Linked DNA regions of Homo sapiens: region 1 is linked to region 2. Evidence: read pairs that join two places in POLR2A ChIA-PET (ENCODE). Cell type or tissue: Panc1. All regions are shown on one strand. Links, peaks and the distances in the headings refer to the core of each region. The heading gives the core; the rest is flanking DNA. Region 1 overlaps ABHD17B (abhydrolase domain containing 17B, depalmitoylase). Region 2 holds the start of LOC101927108 (a long non-coding RNA gene).

Region 1 (11,195 bases), core at 3,714-8,713, 130 kb after region 2:
AGAGAAATGACATTTCCTAACCAAATTCAGCTTCTTCAGCTCAGAAAAAAGGATCTTTTTTGTAACAACATGAAAACCTATACAGGGGTTTAATCAATTTTCTCTATGTCCATTTATCCCATTTTCCCTTTTAATTCTGTCATTTGCCTTTGAAAAGGTGAGGAGAGGGACACTCCTATGTCTTGAAGAAGGTATATATATATATGTGTGTGTGTGTGTGTGTGTGTTTTGGTAGAAGATAGAACTGTATATATACATAGACCCCCTGTTTATTTGCTTGACTTTGTAATAACCATCAGAGGACTTTTTAAACAGCATTTCCACTAGGAAAAGCTGAAGCCTTATGCTACAAATTTGGCATCTTTTTTATTCGCAGGCTGAAATTCTAACCCTCCTCCTTCACCAGTATCTCTAAGTTACCAAGAACTCAAGATATTTTTTAGAAGTTTGATATCTTGACCAAGTTCTCTTGAACCCCCACTGGATAGGTGACAGAACTAGGGATATTCCTTAATGCCCGTATGTAGACATATTTTCAGGGCAGGGATAAGAAGTCTGCTACTACATTTGTAGTCTGCAATTTTATGCAATTCTAAAAGATAAAAAAAGAAATTGAAGTCAGGAGTACAATGTAGAAATTCCTATCTACAGCTGAGAATGTTAATCATATAGAAGTGAAGTTGGGGACAGAATGAGCATTCACTGAATCAAGATATGAGTAGATTAAGATTCAGCTTGGTTTATTTTGTAACAAATGTCTTACACAGCACTGGAAATATCCATCTTAACCACAGATGAGATAGGTGCAAAAAGGAAGGGTTCTTTTAGCTTTCTGAATAGAAATTAAGATATTATAGCTGTTCTAGATTGGGTGAGTGGTAAAGCCTGAGAAGCTTAAAATGAAAATGTAATATATCTTAAGAACCTCCAGAGTTTTGAGAAAGTAGTTTTCAAGTCAGTCTGTTATTAAATATTTTGGACCTTTTGTCCCAAAATTTTGCATGTAGTTTCAGGAGTTTTCCATGAACCACAGCTCTAAATAGTCCTGTTGCATTCCAAAGTAATTTTTAGGCTTGACCCCAAGCTGTTGGCACATTAAGTGATTTTGCATGGAATTGATTAAATAGTACCTAGCTCCGAACCATCCAAATAAGGGTTTGTCCAAAGTCAGGTCTGAGAGCAATATACAGTATAATGTTATCCTGAGACATTGACATTTTCTGGTAGAAGATATTAATAAGAAAGTTAACTAAGTATTAGAACATTGACAGATTGGTGTTTCAGAGGCTGAACAGCTTGATGCATTCTTCAAATTGCAGACTTTACAAAGTAAGGTAATGTAGTACTTCTCAACTTTAAAAATCTATACTGGGTCATAGCCTCCTTTTTCCATACTGGTATTCTACAGAAGGCAGAAGAATCTTGAGAGTAAGTTGCAAAGACAGATAATTCAGCCTGAAACACAATTATATACCCTATTTGGCCAGGACATAGTCTTTAGGCAAGTAAGTACTGGTCTAGTCAAATTCCTTAAGAAGTTATAACTTCTTGGCTTCCAGGTCTAAGAACACTTCCTGATGACTGCTGAATATGAAACCTGGCTTTACCATTTACTAACACTGTGGTCTTGCATAAGTTAAACTTATCTATGTTTCTGTTTCCTCATCTGTAAATGGGGTGGGAGGAGGGAGGAAAAAATAATATCTATCTCATAGGATTGTTAAAGCACTTGGAGCAAGACCTAGTAAGTGCTGCATAAGTGTGTTTTGGTAAATTAACACTAGCCTGGCTTTTCTAACCTAGCAAAGTTTTAAACCTGAAAGTTTGGATTTGCCAGTCAATAATAATACTGTTTGATTTGTTTTGACAAAATTCAGCTCAGCCAGCAGTGGCTTTTGAGTGATTTCTGTGTGGCAGCCATTGCTAGGTGTAGGTATACTTGAATTTAAGTATGTGCAGTGGGGAGGGGTATGTTATATGGTTCAAAACTAATAAGGACAAACATGACCTTATAGTTAGTAAATGATTTATGAAATGGTTCATTTGATTAATTGTACAATCAAAAGAAACTTTTTTTTTTTAGGAGACGTGTTCTTGCTTTGTCACCTAGACTGGTAGTGCCATGGTGTGATCATAGCTTACTGCAGCTTCAAATTTCTGGGCTCAAGTATTCTCCTACCTCAGCCACCCAAGTAGCTGGCATGAGCCACCACACCTGGCTAAAATGAACATTTTTAAGCCCAAGAAGTCTAGTTCCTTTTGAAATAAGACTTTCTGGGCCCTTTGTATACATTTCCATGCTTTTAGAAGGTAGCTTTTAATAATATGTACAGACTGCAATTTAATTTTTTAGTAATAATGCCCCAAGTGCTAAAGATAAAACTTCTAAAAATTTTGGCAGCTGGGTGTCGTGGCGGGGCACCTGTAATTCCAGCTACTTGAGAGGCTGAGGCAGAGCCTACTTGAACCCAGGAGGCAGAGGTTGCAGTGAGCCCAAATGGTGCCACTGCACTCCAGCCTGGGCAACAGACTGAGACACCATCTTTAAAAAATCTAAAAAATTTGAAATTTAATGTATTTATTACCTTAATCCAGTTTTATATGTATACACAAATTGGTTATAGTATCTATTTTGTTACCAACTGATAAATAAGAAATAAGTCAAACATCAGTAGATGAAAGGACAAGCAAAATGTGCATTATATTGTGAAATATATATTTGATCTTCATTCTTGTGTTGTGTCATACAACTCCAACAATCCTTAGAATCTCCAAAGTGAAGTATCCTTTTTTTTTTTTTTTTTTTTTTTTTTTTTTTTTTGAGATAGAGTCTCGCTCTGTCGCCCAGGCTGGAGTGCAGTGGTGCGATCTCAGCTCGCTGCAAGCGCTGTCCTGGGTTCACACCATTCTCTTGCCTCAGCCTCCCGAGTAGCTGGGACTACAGGTGCCCGCCACCACACCCAGCTAATTTTTTTGTATTTTTATTAGAGACAGGGTTTCACCATGTTAGCCAGGATGATCTCCATCTCCTGACCTTGTGATCCACCCGCCTTGGCCTACCAAAGTGCTGGGATTACAGGCGTGAGCCACCGCGCCCGGCCAGTGAAGTATCTTTGTATGCTAACAAGTTGACTGAAAGCCATGCACCTCTAGGTAGCTATTGGATGGATGTTAGTTACCCAGAAACAGGCAGGATTAGAGGGTTGGGATTTACAGTCCTGCCTGTTAATCTCTGGGTAGGAGAGAGGGCGTGAAGGTTAAGTTGATACCAACAGCCAGTGATTTAATCAATCATTGCCTACTTAACAAAGCTTCCATAAAAATCCAAAAGGACTGGATTCAGAAAGCTTCCAGATGGCTGAGCACATGGAGGGTGGCATCCCCTTCCTACATGCCTTGCCCTGTGCATCTCTTCAACTGTATCCTTTGTAATATCCTTTATAATAAACTGGTAAATCTGTCTCCCTGAGTTCTGTGCGTCGCTCTAACACATTAATCAGACTGGAGTAAGAGGTTGTGGGAACCCCAATTTATAGCCAGTTAGTCAGAAGCATAGGTAAAACAACCTGGGGCTTTAGATTGGGATTGGAAGTGGGGAGCCCTCAACCTGTGGGATGTGACACTGTCTCCAGGTAGATAATGTTGGAATTGAACTGGGTGGGAGGACACCCACCTGGTGTCCACTGCAGAAGCGATTGCTTGCATTGGGGGAAATCTCTCATACATCTGGTCACAGAAGTATTCTGGTGATTGTTGTGGTGTGAGTGCAAAGGACAAAATAGTTTGTTTTAGGTACAATGGAATATTTTTCAGCCTTGAAAAGGAAGGGAAATTCTAAGACATGCTACAATGAAATAAGCCTGTCACAAAAGGACAAATATTGTATAATTCCACTTGTATGAGGTACTTAGAATAGTCAAATTCATAGAGACAAAATGGTGGTTGCCAGAGGCTGGCAGGAGAAGAAAATGATGTTATTGTTTAGTGGGTATAGAGTTACAGTTGGGGAAGATGAAAAATAAAATCTGGTGATAATTGCACAATAATGTGGATGTATTTAATGCCATGGAACTGTACACTTAAAATAGTAACTTTTATCTATATTTTACCATAATTTAAAAAACACAACATTATTTCCCTACAGTGACCAAGATACAAAAACCACTCATTTTGGAAAACAGCTGTAGGAAATGACAACCTCCCTTACTCTCTCACCTCTGCACTTCCCCCACCTTATCACCTGCCTTCCCCCCCCCAAATTAATTTGCTAAATGTAAATTTATGTTTATAAATTTTATATTAACTAAATTTTGGTAAATATAGTGTACTTGTTTAGGAGCTTTGTGTTTTTTGTTTGTTTGTTTTTGTTTTTTTTTGAGAGGGAGTCTCACTCTGTCACCCAGGCTGGAGTGCAGTGGCGTGATCTCCTCTCACTGCAAGCTCCACCTCCCGGGTTCATGCCATTCTCCTGCCTCAGCCTCCCAAGTAGCTGGGACTACAGGCGCCCGCCACCACGCCTGGCTAATTTTTTTGTATTTTTAGTAGAGATGAGGTTTCACCGTGTTAGCCAGGATGGTCTCGATCTCCTGACCTCGTGATTCGCCCACCTCGACCTCCCAAAGTGCTGGGATTACAGGTGTGAGTCACTGCGCCTGGCCAGGAGCTTTGTTTTTAGTAGCCGGAACAACTTTGAAAACCTGAAGTTTTTCAAATTATAAATTTCTTCATTCTTTTTATATACTATGGAAGATTGTATCTGAAGCTTATGAGAACATCTTAGTTACAAAGTTTTAGAACTAGAAGAAACCTTATTATCAGTTTATGCTTTTCACTTTGTAGAAAAGGAAAATGAGGTATAAAGAGATTGACTTCCCTAAAGTCACCAGCTTTTTAATAGTAAAACTAGAACTGAAAGCCATGGCTCTTTTGATTCTTAGTGCTCTTTGGACTACACTGTGCTATCGTGCTGTCCAAAGGCTTCGTTGGCATCTCACTAGAAGAATTTACTGGGTAAAATTTTTAATTACATTATTGGACCAAGAGTTAAAGCTGTACTATGTTCTCGAATATTTGTAAAGTATCTTCTGGTCCCATTGAAGAGATAAACAGAACATACTTGTTTGCCCTATAGACAGGGTATGAGTGTGTGTGAGAGAGAGAGTGCGTATGTGTGTGTTTGTGAGAGACAGACTGACACTGACTACTCTATCTCCAAAATCCTCTTTATTCTAGCAGTTACAGGAGTTCCAATTCTGCAGTCAGTCCTATTCAGACTATAGGCCTTCTGGGTCAATAGGCTTACACAAATATAAAGGAAACCCAATTTAGTTCTTTGCTTAGAAATATGAACAGTCAAGAAAGAAGCATTCCAACAGCATGAAACCCAAGATGAACAAGCATTACCTGAAAAACACAAATGAAGAGAACAAAAAGAAAAGCTTTATAGATATAGTGGATAGTCCTAGGATTCCTAAAAAGGAATTCCACATGGAACAGAGAAGATGGAGAGGAAATAGAAGAAAAATTATCTGAGCTAAGTAAAGACTCGGGGCTTTAGATCAAATGGACCCATTAAGTATAAAACAAAATGGACAAACAATAACACACATTTAGATAATAGGCTTATGAAATTTCAGAGCTAAGGATGTAGGGAAATCTCATAAATATTTTTGAGAGATGAGAATCACTTTTAAAAAATCAGATTGGTAGACACTTTTATTACTTGGTACTAGAAAATGTGGACCAATGATTTAAATTTCGAGGAGAATTTTAAGAAACAACCTATAATTCTGAAGCAGACCTAGTTTGCTGTAAGTGTGGAAGTATACATAACAGTGTAGTTTACTTCGCCAGACCTTTGGGTAAGGGGGTGGGGGGTAGTGCTTGGGAGTTGTAGTACAGCAAAATCAAACAAAAAAATCTTACAAAAAGGAGCTTGAGATTCAGAATCAACAGAGGTATGTGATGAAAAGAAGTACTAGGTAGGCAGGCAACTGGGCTGTGAACTAACCCAGAACATAATTATTTCAAATTAAAACAGAAATCACTGGGGTCTAAACATGTCTTTAAGAACAACATGGATTTTGTTGAACAAATTCTAATAAATTGGAATATGTTAAATGTAATAAAAAGGCAAAAACTTCAGAAAATTAAAGCCTCTTCTGAAAGTCCAAATGTGAAGCAAACGAAAATGTGCCTTATTTTTGAACAGTGAGGTGTAATTGAGTATCAAGAATGTAAACACCTTGACACTTGGAATTTAGTGACATAAAATTGCTGTTTATTCTCTGAGTTTTACCATGCCCCTTGGATGGGCAGTGAATGACACTGTAAGTACTTTTTATTATCCAATTAATGAGAATCAACCAATAGATAAAAACTTAATAAATTGCAAATGATATAAAACTTAATGTGAAACTTAATTGTATAGTCAGCAATAATGGTATATGATTACATGGGGGAGCCAGAAGAAACTTCCTAAAGTTGATAGAATAAGAAATACAGGTTCAGCTATAATATCTAAAGTTATAACTAATACAAACTAAAATAAATCAGAATGAGCATAGAAGGTGGGAATTAGGGTAAATCTTCTCAGTCTTTCGTGTGTGTGTGTGTCTGTGTGACAGAGTCCAGCTCTGTCACCCAGGCTGGAATGCTGTGGCACAAACTTGGCTCACTGCAACCTCTGTCTCCTGGGCTCAAGCTATTCTCCTGTCTCAACCTCCCGACTAGCTGGGATTGCAGACATGCACCGTCACTCCCAGCTAATATTTATTTATTTATTTATTTATTTATTTATTTTTATTTTTAGTAGAAACAGGGTCTCACCATGTTGGCCAGGCTGGTCTTGAAACTCCTGACCTCAAGTGATCGACCTGCCTCTGCTTCCTAAAGTGCTGGGATTCCAGGTATGAGCTACCTTGCCCAGCCCGCTCAGTCTTTTATAATGAGGCTACACTGTGATAAGAAATAATGGATTTTTTTAAAAAATGAGTATGGTAGTAAGCACTAGAAGAATTAAAAACAAATGACCCAAAATTGTAATTTCTGAGAACAAGGCTGAGGTTTGGGTTGGGATTAGGGAAGAGACTAAAGAAGTTTTAAGTGTTTTTTTGTTTGTTTGTTTGTTTTGGTCATTTTTTGTTTTTTATCAGTTTTGTACATGTATGTGGTCAGGAAGCCAAATAATTCTACAAATTCCCAGGGGCATTTAGTTATTTTTGAATGATTCTTTTGGTGTTTACTTCCATGTCGCTAGATAACAGTATTATATTACTACTTCTTACATGTTGACATCCCACTTACAGTAGAGAGCATAGCTGTCCCCCACCAGTATCGCACAAATACGCTCCCAGATCCCCCAACTTCCCTGTGTAATTTGCCATATCAGTCTCTTTTAAGATATGTCTTTCAGATTAGTCTGATTCCTCAGAGGAGGTTTTCCCAATATAAACCTCTACTCTTATGAGTTGGAGACAGTATCTAGGGAACTTCATTTTTTGAAGTGGACTTTTAACCAATCCTAATTTTAGCCTGGCGAGGAGACTTTTAAAAAATAGTGTAACATGCGGTTTGATTTTTTTTTTTTTCTTTAGACGGAGTCTCGCACTGTCGTCCAGGCTGGAGTGCAGTGGTGCAATCTCGGCTCACTGCAGCCTGTACCTCCTAGGTTCAAGTGATTCACCTGCCTCAGCCTCCCGAGTAGCTATGATTACAGGCGCCTGCCACCACGCCTGGCTAATTTTTTTGTATTTTTGGTAGAGATGGAGTTTCACTATATTGGCCGGGCTGGTCTCGAACTCCTAACCTTGTGATCCGCCCGCCTCAGCCTCCCAAAGTGCTGTGATTACAGGCGTGAGACACTGCACCTGGCTGGTTTGTTTTTTTTTTTAAACTTTGTCTTGTAATACTTTCATAATAGCAATGTTATTTCTTAAAATATCAAATCCCTATTGTGGAACTTGACTAATATTTATTTGCATACAGTAGTAGTATTATCACCGTTTACGTTTTTGTCTTTTCACTGTAGCTCTAATATGTTTTACAGCAGTTTCAGTTGCCTAAAAAACAAAACCTTTGTTGTTGTTTGGTAAAGTTTTTTTAACTTTATTGAAACACCTTATTTTATTTACTGCTTGGTAAATAAGGGTTGTGTGGGTCCATGCTCATATGCTGTATTGACCTGTAAATGGTTTTATAAACTTTTTGTATAAACTCTTAGAAATAATCTTTTTTGTAACTCTTAGAAATTCAAACTGGGGTACCCATAATATGAACCTCTTTTTAAAAAAAGATTGTATTCATTATTTATAATCAATAATCCTTAAATTTTGTGAGATTTGTGACTACATTGACTAGATAATATTGAGGTACATATGGGTGTTCTATGGTATGAAAAATACTGAGTAGGTACTCACCTGAAAAGTTTCTCAGGGACTTATTTTACTTATAAACTAGGGAATAATGTGCATTGTGGAATGTTTCTGGAACAATGTAATATGACAGCTTTTCTATGAACTTTGAGTTTGAGGATAAGCATGATTTGGATTCTTAGAATAGAAATGCCAAAAGCTGATGATTAGGGAGAGAAAACATGTGTCTGTTCATGTCTAGCTTACGCTCAGCAACAGGTAAAGGTGTGACTTTTAAAAGCCCTGAGCTAATTGTACTTTCCAGTCACCAAAAGTTTTATAGGAATATGTGATACTAGCATATGCAAAAACCAACAACCTATTTTACTGCTCCATCAGTAAGACTTTGTTCACTTGTTAGGACATTGCTCTGGTGGATCATCAAGATTGTAAGTGTTTAGGATACTGTTTTGGACTATGTTCAGAAATTCATTAGCTAATAGTCACAAGTGTTTTTTACACTTTCTCATGGTTTACTTGCAACTTCAGCTTACAAGGAACCTCTCAAGAACATGAATCCTTTTGATTCATCAAACCGTGGATTAAAACATATAGATAGCCTAATTGAGTTGCACTGCTCATTTTTAATAAAATGGCTTTTATGTTAGAATTGGGTTAGAAATAAGTCTGTGTCATAAAGATAAAATTTTCCAGAATAGTCTTGTGTAGGCAATCTCACTTAGTTCTGTGTGTTTTATCAATGTTCAACAGAAAGATCTATGAGATTTACGTATATGTACTTTGATGGAAAAGCCAGGAAGGAAGGTGCTCTTTAGCATTTGAAGCTAGTATGAATTTAAAGCATGGAACTGTTTGTTCTGGATTGTCTGGGTTTCAAAGGTTTTCGTTCAGCACTGCCCATTAGGGCTTTCTGTAGTGAAAGAAATATTCATACTATGCTGTGTAACTTGTAGCCACAGTGGCTGGTGGGATTGAAGAAGTGAATATTTAATTTTAGGTAATTTAAATTTAAATAATCATATGTGGAGAGTGAGTGCTTAGCTAGTGCAGTGTCTAGCAGTATCAAGAAACTGAGGGAAAACAAAAGTAATAAAAAGCACTGCATTAAAATAAATAGGACTTCTGACCCAAATTAGTTTGCTTGGCACAGCTTATAGACTCTTTACCCTTAATTTTCATCTTCTACTATAATGTCATCATAGATCTAACATCTTCATTTCTGAACCTTACTAGCTTTTTTTTTACTAGGATAGTAAGTTCACAACTTACACTAGAACTGACACTATTTTGATGTCTCTGGTTGATGCCTCCTATCTTCACCTCAACTTTCTTTTTTCGTCTAACTCCAGTACTTTCCACCAGTGAGAAAGGACTCTTATTTGCACATTGCCCAGTACATTTTTTTTTCCATTTGAGAAACTCCTCTAAATTTTTCTAAACTCAAATTATTAAGGCGTTTGTTCAGTTTACCCCAACAAAACCCACACTTCTAAGGGTGTTTTCAAGTGACCCATTGGCACTGTTACACTCTATATCTAGAATCTTATTGGTATTTAAAAATTGCAACTTTACCTTAAAAGTACCAGACATGATTCTTTTTCAAAGAAGAGGTTTTGCAAAAATTTCTTCTTTTAATTCAAAATATTAAAACATTAATATTTTTAAATTTTTTCTCCGAGTTTAAAAACTCATGTAGCATGCAGTTCATCCAGTTTGTGTCTTCAAGCAGAGCTGACTTTTTCCTGCAAAGTCACCTGAATTTTGAGCCCTTTGATCTCACAGATGAAACTTGTTTCATCTGTGAACCCGTTTCATCCATGAAACCCTGTCTCTACAAAAAGTACGAATAATTAGCCAGACATGGTGGCACACACCTGTGGTCCCAGCTGCTCGGGAGGCTGAGGTAGGAGGATCGCTTGAGCCTGGGAGGCGGAGGGTGCAGTGAGCCGAGATCACGTCACTGCACTCCAGCCGGGGCAACAGAGTGTGACGAGCTTTGGTCCTGCATAAGGCATGCCCAGATAAGATAGAAAATGTTTTAAAACATTGTTACAACTAAGTACCTCCTGTTCAAGTTGTAGTTAGTGAGTTAGTGGATTTTTTTTTTTTTTTTTTGAGACAGGGTCTCCCTATGTTGCCCAGGCTGGTCTTGAACTCCTGGCCTCAAGAGATCCTCCTGACTCGGCCTCCCAAAGTGCTCAGATTACAGGCATGAGCCACTGTGCCTGGCCCAGGAAACTTTGATACTGTGTTTTGGATGCTTCATCTTCTTTCAAGGTGAATATTCAGCTTCTCTGTATGTACTAAACTCTGTAATGTGTATGGCTTTCTAAAAACCATAACACTCAGAGCTTAGAGTTTCACATGTAGCTATACTTTGAATACTACTACAGATTACACAGAATGATATTGCATCCCCAGAGTTATCCATAAATGGAGTAATTCATCTTGAATTTTAGACTATAGTTCTTAACATGAAATCTAATATATCAAAATTTAAATGGTTTATCACATACAGTGTACTGAGCATAGTTGTCAACATATCACACAAAATGAAGAAAGATATAAGCATTCTTTTAAATGTTTTCTCTAAACCTGCTTTTAAAGACTTTTAATGCTAGTTCAGTACAACAAAAATCTTAAACCTTATAATAATTAGTAGTAATATGAGTTGGTCTGCATTACCAAGAAACTATTACAAGGAGATCAAAAGGAGATTTTTTTTCCCCTAGTAAATTGTTATTATGTCAAAAATTGACAGGAGTCATGTCAGTAATTTCTTACGTTAGAAGAGAGGAAGGAGATACAGTAGGTCATTCTATT
Region 2 (11,195 bases), core at 3,417-8,416:
GTGTCTGGCACATAGTAAGCTCTCCATAAGCTTGAGCTATTGCAGTAGTCACCATTATCTCTTAACCCCCAAAGCTAGCTGAATTCCTGCTGCATATACAGATCCACTAAGAAATCTGTTTCTCCAGGACACACCCACATGTGCACTCCAACTCTATCATGCACTTAGAATATTTACAAATAAAATAACCCATCCATCTCTCATTCTTACCATGAATCTTACTTTGCTCTGGGCTGGTATACAGGAAAAAAAGCACCTTGGGACTTTGAAGATCCAGCTTTCAGGCTCTGCTCAGACCCTTACTAGGTGACCCTTGAATCCATCACATAAATTTTCAGGATCTTCTTTTCTTTATCTTTAAGTACTAATTACCCCACTATTTGTTTAGAGGATTAAATAAGTAATATAGTTTTTATAAATGTAAATCATATTGAGTCACTCACCTGTTCAATGGCTCTCCTTTATCCTTGGAATAAAATCTCAGCTCCTTATCATGGCCTTGGCCTGAGGGACCTCACCCACCTATTCCCTCCCACTCCCTCCACTGTAAGTACATTGACATCTTTCTCTTCCTCAAACACACCAAGTTTACTCACAGCCCAGGAATTTCCTCTTGCATTTTCTTCTACCTGTAATAGTCTTCCTCTGGATGGTTTCAAAATTGGCTGGTTGGTTGATTGGTTGGTTTGTTGGTTGGGTGGGTGGATGGTTGGTTAGTTGGCTGATTGATTGGGCGGGTGGATGGTTGGTTGGTTGGCTGGTTGGTTGGGCAGGTGGGTGAGTGGTTGGTTGGCTGGTTGGGTGGGCAAGTGATTGGCTGGTTGGTTGATCAGTTGGTTGGCTGGGTGGGTGGGTGGTTTGCCTTGTGTACTCAGGTATCTGGTCAAATACGCATCTTCAGAGAGGCTTCCCTTGCCTGTCTGGTTAAGTGGTGTTATCCTCAGTTGCTTCCATCACATAGTCCTCTTCTGTTTTCCTCACTGTACTTATGAACATCTGAATTTATTTTGTTTACTTATTTTTTTAAAACAATTCACTCTGAAGGCAGGGACCATGTCTGTTGGTTTACTGCTCTCTTCCCAATGTCCAGACAGTGCCTGGCCTATGGGCCTCACTAAATATTTGTGCTTAAGTGTACTTTTTTGGTAATAAGTGTGCTTACATAAGAAGGCAGGTATACTGAAGGATGTATTACAGGGACTGGCTGTCGCCAAGAGAGGACAGCAGCTCTACAAGTTACAGACACCTTCCTTCTTAGGGATGCCTAGAAGGAAGTATCACTTCAGATAAAAATGTTACCAGAAAGGAGCCCCCATCCAGGCCCCAAAAGAGGGTTCTTGGACCTCAGTCAAGAACTTGGGGCGAGTTCATAGAGTGAAGTGTAAGCAACTTTATTAAGAAAGTAAAGGAAGAAAAGAATGGCTACTCCATAGGCAGAGCAGAGGCATGGGCTACTCAACAGAGTATACTTATAGTTCTTTCTTGATTATATGCTAAACAAGGGGTGGATTATTCATGAGTTTGCCGGGAAAGGGCAGTCAATTCCCAGAACTAAGGGTTCCTCCACCTTTTAGACCATATAGGGTAACTTTCTGACATTGCCATGGCATTTGTAAACTGTCATGGTGCTGGTGGGACTGTCTTTTAGCATGCTAATGCATTATAATTAGTGTATAGTGGGCAGTGAGGATGACCAGAAGTCACTTTTGTTGCCATCTTGGTTTTAGTGGGTTTTGGCCGGCTTCTTTACTGCATCCTGTTTTATCAGCAGGGTCTTTGTGACCTGTATCTTGTGATACCAGTCCTGCTGACTTCCTATCCCATCCTGGACTAAGAATGTCTGACCTCCTGGGAATTCAGCCCAGTCAGTCTCAGCCTTATTTTATCCAGCCCCTATTCAAGAGGGAGTCACTCAGGTTTGAACACCTCTGAAAAAGCAGGTGAATAGCTGGGTATGGAAAAGTTCTCTCATGAAGAGAAGAGCTGTGAACCTCAAAACAAGGAAGAGAGCCCTTCATAGCACCCATAAAGAGACAGCAACTACTTGACAGAGAAAACAGACCCAGGGGAGACCATGTGGAAGACATCAAGTATAGGTTCAAAGAAGGAACAAAAAGGTATTGCAAATTGGATTTGACATTGTTAACAGCCACCTACCAGGGGGATTTGCTGTGGGAAGGGTCTGCCCCGCCCCTGCAGGAAAGGGTTTGTTTGTCTGCTTTTTATTACTTGACTTTTTTTTTTTTTTTTTTTTGAGACGGAGTCTCGCTGTGTTGCCCAGCCTGGAGTGCAGTGGCGCGATCTCAGCTCACTGCAAGTTCTGCCTCCCAAGTTCATGCCATTCTCCTGCCTCAGCCTCCCAAAGAGCTGGGATTACAGGCGTGAGCCACCACGCCCGGCCTTATCACTTGACTTTTAATCAGCTTTATTATTATTGCTAAATTTTCTACAGACAGGCAGCTTCTATTGCCTATATCTAGGGTTCACCCTTCTTCCCCATTCCCCATTTTCTTAGACCACTCAATTGGAAACAAAATATTCCCTGGCATGTTTTTATCAACAGATTCACTCTCACCCGGACCTTACTCATGATTCTTGATATGTCCATAAAGCACCTGGGTATTGGATTTTCCCACTGTAAGAGTGCCATTACTGAGACCGTGACTTGGTTCTTACAAAATTACTCTGAAAAGGCAACAATATAGGGGATATCTGGTAAACAGAACCCTTTGAGAAGCAAGTCCTTCCTAGACTGTGTTACTCACTTTATTGACTTTTTGGGGAATGGTTTGATGATATTATTTAATGATGACGCTTGCTTTCACCCCCAAAGTCATCTACAAACTTGATTCATTTTCAGACACTGCAATAGTGGCACAGATGAAAATATTTAAAGGGGTAAGAGAATCTTCTTTCAACTTGATCCTGCTTCCTAGATATGGTAATTGATTCACCTGTTTTGGGCCACTCACACCTGGGTTTTGTTCCTTCTTTTATGGAAGCTGTGTCCAGAAAGCACAGCTTGATCCAGGGTCAATTCCACTCGATGGTTTCTGCATATTGGCTCCTCTGTTGGTCTTCCTAGCCTCAGGACCTTTGCACTTCCTCTTCCTTCCTTTTGCCTGAGACAGGCTCTTCCCAAATCTTTAAATGACGGCTCCTTCTCATCATCCAGGGATTGGCTCAAATGTTATCTCCTAAACAGATTATCTCACTGGAAAGTAAATTCCCTGAGAGCAGAGACCTTGCCTATTCATCCGCTCTATCATCCTGCTCCTAGAACAATGCCTGACCCATAGTAGCTGCTCAATAAATATTAATTTATTCATCGACTGGCATATGAGTTCAGGTTTCTTGCTTGTCTGTTTAGATTTGCAATTCTGTTTTGTCAAGATCTCTAATATCTATATACTTTATCAATAATCTATTTAGCTTCAAGTTAAGAGCATTGACTTTGGTGTCTACCAGACCTACATTTTATATTTATTTATTTATTTATTTTTAGATGGAATCTCACTGTGTCACCTAGGCTGGAGTGCAGTGGCGCGATCTCAGCTCACCGCAACCTCCGCCTCCCAGGTTCAGGTGATTCTCCTGCCTCAGCCTCCTGAGTAGCTGGGATTACAGTCACACACCACCATGCCCAGCTAATTTTTGTATTTTTAGTAGAGACGAGATTTCACCATATTGGCCAGGATGGTCTCGATCTCCTAACCTTGTGATCTGCCCACCTCAGCCTTCCAAAGTGCTGGGATTACAGGTGTAGGCCACTGTGCATGGCCCAGACCTACATTTTAATATTGGCTTCAGCCAGGTATGGTGGCATGACTATAGTCCCAGCTATTTGGGAGGCTGAGGAGGGAGGATTGCTTGATCCTAAGAGTTCAAGACCAGCCTGGGCAACATAGTGAAACCTTGTCTTTGACATTTTTAGCTATATAACCTTGGGCAAGCCGGGCGCGGTGGCTCACACCTGAAATCCCAGCACTTTGGGAGACCGAGGCGGGTGGATCACGAGTCAGAAGATCGAGATGATCCTGGTTAACACGGTAAAACCCCATCTCTACTAAAAAAATACAAAAAACTTAGCCAGGCGTGGTGGTGGGCGCCTGTCCAGCTACTCGGGAGGCTGAGGTAGGATAATGGTGTGAACCGGGGAGGCAGAGCTTAGAGTGAGCCGAGATCGTGCCACTGCACTCCAGCCTGGGTGACAGAGTGAGACTCCATCTCAAAATAAAATAAAATAAATAACCTTGGGCAAATTATTTAACCCCTCTGTGCCTCCATTTCCTCATTCTAAATTTTTACAAATAACAATACTTTCTCCATAAACTGATTTAAGAATTAAATAAAATATAATATGTAAAAAGCTTAGTGCAAGGTTTGGCACATGATAAGATCTCAAGCAATACAACTGATTGATATTATAGATAAATGTCATTATTATTATTTGTGCCACTTTTTTCAAGTGCACTTTGCCCTAGGAACAGTGTGACTTAATGAACTTACCAGCTGATGACTCTGTTCCATCAAGGGCACGTTCTATACAGTTCAACTCCCACGTGTTTATTAAGCAGCCACTATGAGTAAATCTTAAAGCATGGGTGGGGTTTTGAGAGGCTAGAGATGGACATGTAAGGGCATCTCACATTGAAAGGAACTGCACAAAGGAAGACAGAGGTAGAAAGTTCCAAGAACAGCAAATAGTTCAACACAGCTAGACCACGCATAATATTCAGCCACTTACTCATTTTTAAAACAATTTCCAACCAGCTATGATTAACAGGCACTGTGCTAAATGCTGGGATAAGCAGGAACAGAATGTGGTGCCTGCCCTTAAAAGCTTGGTTTAGAGGAGAGACATAGTTGTCAACACTGTGTGGCCTGCCGCTGTTGCATGAGCTATGCCACATGAACACAAAAGCAAGCAAGCAGCATTTTTCATGCAGGGAGGAAGAGAGAGAGAGCTGAGAATGAGGGCTGGACCCATTGCAGAGGCCTTAAAGACTAGGCTGAGATGACTGTTTAATGAAGAACCAGTAAAAACGTTTTGAATAGGGGAATGATATGAACACTTGAACTGGAAAAAGCAAATAGAACAGTATTTATTTTAGAACACACCCATATTCACCCATGCTGAGAGCCTGGACTATTATAAAGAAAACAAGGCCGGGTGCGGTGGCTCACGCCTATAATCCCAGCACTTTGGGAGGCCAAGCTGGGTGGATCATTTGAGGTCAGGAGTTCGAGACCAGCCTGGCCAACATGGTGAAACCCCGTCTCTACTAAAAATACAAAAATTTGCTGGGAGGCTGAGACAGGCGAATCGCTTGAACCCGGGAGGTGTAGGTTGCTGTGAGCCGAGATCACACCACTGCATTCCAGCCTGGTGACAGAGCGATGCCCTGTCTCAAAAAAAAAAAAAAAGAAAAAAAAAAACCAGCAATATCCTTTAATTAAATCAAGTCAGGATCTCTAAAGTTGACCACCATAGAAGTCTCTTTGCATGAGAAGGGACAACAGGACTCGGAAACCTAGACTCTTGCTCCTTTCTCTGGATGCAGCTGCTTTTCTATGGCTGCTGTGATCACGTGGCCTCCAGAGGGCGCTGTCCCCTGCAGCTCTTCAGATCAAGCTGTGGTTTTTAACCCTGAGCAGCATCGGAATCCCCTGGACGGCTTTCATCATTCGGTCTCACACCAGAGTTCCTGATCAGTAGATGTGGGTGACACACAGGAACCTGCATTACTCCCGAGTCCCCAGGGAGATGCTGCTGCTGCTGCTGCTGGCCCTGAGACCACACTGTAAGAACCCTGCTCCCAAGGATCTAAGGCCCTTCTTTATGTCTTCAGGAGCAGGGCCAGAACTTTAAAAGGAAACCTTACTAAAAATAATGAGGATATATATATATCCTCATTATTTTTATATATTATAAAATATATAATATATATTCTCATTATTTTTATATATTATAAAATATATAATATATATGTGTGTATGTATATATACATAGACCCATATATTGATTGGGTCTAGCTCTGTTGTGTGTGTGTTTTTTTCCAAGTGTTTTTTTCCAAATGTGTATGTGTGTGTGTGTATATATATATACACACACACACATACACATTTGGAAAAAAACACACACACAACAGAGCTAGACCCAATCATATAATATTGCTTATTCTTTGTGCCTCTGAGCTCTGAGAATCACCTGAGCTCTGGTTTTCTGATTGAGAATTGGCCCCTCTTCCCCAGCTCCCTGCTTTAGGGCAGATGAATACCCCTCATGAATAACATAAGAGGTTTTATCCACTGGCCTTCACAGGAACAAAGCCAGTGAGAGCGTTACACAGAATACAACACAAGAACTGTGTAACCTGAATGAGGAACATACATATAAAATAGCAGAAAGCTTTTATTTCCTTAACAGTTGATATAGTTTGGATGCTGGCCCCACCCTAATCTCACATTGAAGTGTAATCTCCAGTGTTGGAGGTGGGACCTGGTGGGAGGTGATCGGATCACGGGGGTGGATTTCTCAGGAATAGTTTAGCAACATCCTCTTGGTCCCATCCTCATCATAGTGATTTCTCGCAAGATCTGGCTGTTTAAAAGTGAGGCACCTGTCTCTCTCTCTCTCTCTCTTGCTCCTGTTCTCACCAGGCAATGTGCCTGCTCCCACTTTGCCTTCCACCATGATTAGAAGCTTCTAGAGGCCTCCCCAGAAGCAGATGCCACTATGCTTCCTGTACAGCCTGCAGACCATGAGTCAATTATACCTCTTTTCTTATAAATTATCCAGTTTCTTTATAGCAGTGCAAGAATGGCCAAATACAACAGTGTTTCATTTATTTTGTAGCACCCACCAATTCCTAGGGCAGAGTTTGTACCTGATGAGTGCCTAATAAATGTCTAAAGTGAATTGAATTATAAGACGCAACATTTCTTCATGCATAGAAACACAACCTACTTTATTGATGTTACTCGTTTGTTCTCATCTACCTATATTTATCTGATGAACTTTGAATCGTTTATTACTTTTAACATTGCTACAGCTTCCCAGATAGCACAGCTTAATAAATACCCATTCATTCTTTCTTTCTTTTTTTTTTTTTTTTTTTTTTGAGATGGAGTTTCACTCTTGTACCCCAGGCTGGGGTGCAATGGCACAGTCTCGGCTCACTGCAACCTCCACCTCTCGGGTTCAAGTGATTCTCTTGCCTCAGCCTACCAAGTGCTGGGATTCCAGGCATGCGCCACTACACCCGGCTAATTTTTGTATTTTTAGTAGAGACGGGGTTTCACCATGTTGGCCAGGCGGTCTCGAACTCCTGACCTCAGGTGATCTGCCCGCCTTGGCCTCTCAAAGTTTGCAAACAGCTACTCAATTTTTATTTTTTTCTAATTTATTTGTTTTTGTTTCTCTCACCTGGTCTAGGAACAAGGAAATATTTTCAATGGTTTTATTCCTGGATGAGAATCCCAAGGCCACATTCTATTAGACTCAGCTTCTGAATGGTCTTTTAAACACAAACATGGCTGCATGAAGTTCATGTCACAAATTTGATGTCATGAAAGAGAAATTTAGTTCATTAGTCACCTGGGGTGGATAAGACGGGTAGACACTGCATATATAAAGGAATAATCCATGAGTGATTGAGGCTAAAAGTAATCCTCTTCAGAACTAGGTCAAGCAGTTTATATAGGGTTTGGATGGTGAGTCAGCCTGGAGAGGCTTGGACTTCTAGGATGAGGAACTTGTGAGGGGTGTGTGTGTGTGTGTGTGTGTGTGTGTAGCTTGGTTAAAATAGTGATTCATCTTTCTGGAAGAGCCTCTGTCTCTCGCTCTCTTTGTCTTTTTCTCTTTTTTCTCTCATGCTCTCTTCTTCTCATTCTCACACATTTGCTCTTGTTCTCACGCTTTCTAGAACAACTCTTTCTCTCTCTCAGGCCTGCTTTGACTCCTGTTTCTTTCTGGCACCCCTTTTTAAGAACTAGTGCGAGGCTTTTGCCTGAGACATGACAGAGCAGGTGTGTTAGTCTATTCTGACACTGCTATAAAGAAATACCTGAAACTGGATAATTTATAAAGAGAAGAGGTTTAATTGACTCATGGTTCTACATGCTGTGCAGGAAGCATAGCTGGGGAGGCCTCAGGAAACTTATAATCATGGCAGAAGGTGAAGGGGAAGCAGGCACATCTTTACATGGCTACAGCAGGAGGAAGAGAGAGAGTGGGGAGGTGCCACACACGTTTAAACAACAGATATCATGATAACTCATTCATTATCACGAGAACAGCACCAAATGGGAAACCCACCCCCATCATCCAATCACTTCCCACCAGGCTTCACCTCCCATATTGGGGATTATAATTGGACATGAAATTTGGATGGGGACACAGACCCAAACCATATCAGCAGGGGAGGGAAAAGAAGTGGTGAGCCCAAGGCCACCCCTGGTGGGACTTGATCTGAGTCCCCATTGTTACTCCTCCACCCATTCCACCTGCTGTCCTGTCCTGCCCTATTTGGACTCCAAACAGGTTCACAGAGAAGCTTTCACGGGCATCTAGACACTACTGTCATCTCCTGTCATCCACCCTCATATCTTCCTATGCATGCTTTAGTCTATGTTTTGAGGATCCCTGGGCCTTTGGAAATATGAGGGAGCTTTGCTGGTCCTCTATCTGCATGGGGAAGACAACAACAATAAATAAATAAGAAGGAACACATAAGAGGATCATAGATAATGTCAAAGGGTAACTGGTAATTGTATAGCTTTAAGGGAGAAGTTTTATGCCTATTTTTCTTTCAAAAGCAACCTATGGTCTTCACAAGCCCTGGCACTGAAATAAACATGAAACTAATAATTAAGCACAGGTTTCTAAGCTGTAGTTTATGATCTTTGGCAAGATAATGATCCAAGGGAGACACGGTACAAAAATAAGAGAGAATAGGTAGGCCGGGCGCGGTGGCTCATGCCTGTAATCCCAGCACTTTAGGAGGCCGAGGCGGGCGGATTACCTGTGGTCAGGAGTTTGAGACCAGCCTGGCCAACATAGTGAAACCCCGTCTCTACTAAACATACAAAAATTAGCCGAATGTGGTGGCAGTTACCTGTAATCCTAGCTACTCAGGAGGCTGAGGTAGGAGAATCGCTTGAACCCAGGAGGCAGAGGGTGCAGTGAGCCAAGGTCACACCGTTGTACTCCAGCCTGGGGGACAAGAGTGAGACTTCATCTCAAAAAAAAAAAAAAAAAAAAAAAAAAAACTAGGTCAGACATGGCGGTTCACGCCTGTAATCCCAGCACTTTGGGAGGCCAGGGCAGGTGGATCACCTGAGGTCAGGAGTTCGAGACCAGCCTGGCCAACATGGTGAATCCCCATCTCTACTAAAAATACAAAAATTAGCCAGGCGTGGTGGCAGCCACCTGTAATCTCAGCTACTCAGGAGGCTGAGGAAGGAGAATCACTTGAGCCCAGGAGGCGGAGTTTATAGTGAACCGAGATTGTGTCACTGTACTCCAGCCTGGGCAACAGAGTGAAAAAAATACAAATAAAAATAAATTAAAAAGTAAAAAATAAAAATGTAAAAAAAAAATTTTTTTTTTGAAATGGAGTTTTGCTCTTGTTGCCCAGGCTGGAGTGCTGTGGCACAATCTTGGCTCACTGTAACCTCTGCCTCCTGGGTTCAAGGCAATTCTCCTGCCTCAGCCTCCCAAGTAGCTGGGATAACAGGCGTGTGCCACCACGCCTGGCTAATTTTGTATTTTTAGTAGAGACAGGGTTTTCACCATGTTGGTCAGGCTGCTCTCGAACTCCTGACCTCAAATGACCCACCTGCCTTTGCCTCCCAAAGTACTGGGATTACAGGCATGAGTTGCTGCATCCGGCTTTTAAAAAAAATTCAAAAAAAAATTTTTTTAATTAAAATTAAAATAAAGAATAAAATAAAAATAAATAAACATGTCATTGGATACCCGTAATACTTTAGTGAGAAAATGGGTTTCATTTTATGCATAAAGAAACTGAAGTTCAGACAAGGTAGATGATACACCTATAATTACACAACAAGAACCTGTAACTAGATAGAGCCCAGTCCTTCTAACTTACAGCCTAGTATGCTTACAAGTACATATGGGCAAACTGTTGACCTTCATAAAACTTAAGACATATAATCATACCATTCAAAATCCCCCCAGAAGGTTACATCTAAATTTATATTCACCTATAGAAAACAGTCTTATTATTGGAAAAAAAAAATAAGGGTGCTTGGATTTTCTCCCTACAAAGACAATAACATGTGAAGGTGAAAGAAAGATGACACTCAATAACTAGATGTTTAGTTCAAAAACAATTAGCCAAAGCAAATACTTTTTATACTATAACTTCTTCTCAATCTTTCTTTATAGGATGTTTTATTGGTTTTGAATCAAGAATAGTTAGATATTTGTGGAAATCTTCAAGTAGAAAAAACAGGTGGGTGCACACACACCTACACACCCTCAGAGGAAAACCACTGTAATGCAAGAAACAGAATAAAATATACATCTTATTTTATTCTGTTTTATTTTATTCTGTTCTCTTTTATTCAGTTATTTTATAAGTAACTGTCACTACTTTTAGCAAGACACAAGATATTCCACCCATAAAAAGTAAACAGGATGCTATAAAAAAGACATTGAGAAAAATGAAAAGTTCTTTAAAACACAAAGTATGACTAACAAAATTTAAAATTCAATAGAAGAGTTGGACAATGAAAATTAAGTAAGTCTTCCAGAAGGTAAAACAATAATAGACAAAGAGATAGAAATAAAAGGACAAGAGACTTAGAGGAGAAATCAAAGTAATTCTAGAAAAAGTAAACAGATAAGTTGAAAGGAATCAAATTATCAAGGACTAATACCTCCCAACAAAAAGCAATCCAGAGTACAAGAATGTAAGTCTCCACTTGGAAGGAGGTCACCAACAGTCCAATTTAAACAAACGAAAATAAATTTTAGAGAAACAAAGTGAATAAAAGATTCTAAAGTCACTTTCGGAAAGGAAAAACAGGTCACACACAAAGGGTGGGGGAACCGAAAGGACATTTAATGCTCAACAGCAACACTGAGAGGTGTTAGGACAATTACTTCAAAATCTTTAAGGAACCATGCCTGCCAAATCCTATATCAAATTACAAATCAAATGTGA

Evidence for each region. Peaks named below come from ENCODE experiments on the same cell type or tissue, not always from the same donor. Only the 100,000 strongest peaks of a DNase experiment are listed, where the experiment ranks them.
Region 1: POLR2A ChIA-PET joins it to region 2 with 12 read pairs; 2 of 35 experiments call an interaction of 5 or more read pairs at or near these places.

Annotation. Positions count from the first base shown.
Region 1 is chr9:71,885,714-71,896,908 of GRCh38, reverse strand. The region is part of intron 1 of ABHD17B (abhydrolase domain containing 17B, depalmitoylase); the gene reads left to right. Among named protein-coding and RNA genes, the nearest start is that of ABHD17B, 20 kb to the left of the region's middle. In Panc1, for the core only: no CTCF peak of the experiment used is centred there; no DNase peak of the experiment used is centred there.
Region 2 is chr9:72,019,583-72,030,777 of GRCh38, reverse strand. It overlaps LOC101927108 (a long non-coding RNA gene), which reads right to left and starts at 722. Exons shown (of 5, transcript XR_001746719.1): 1 at 597-722. RefSeq lists an enhancer at 5,451-5,745. In Panc1, for the core only: CTCF peaks have their summits at 5,369 and 5,595 (motif pointing right); a DNase peak (open chromatin) is centred at 5,617; H3K27ac peaks cover 4,164 bases.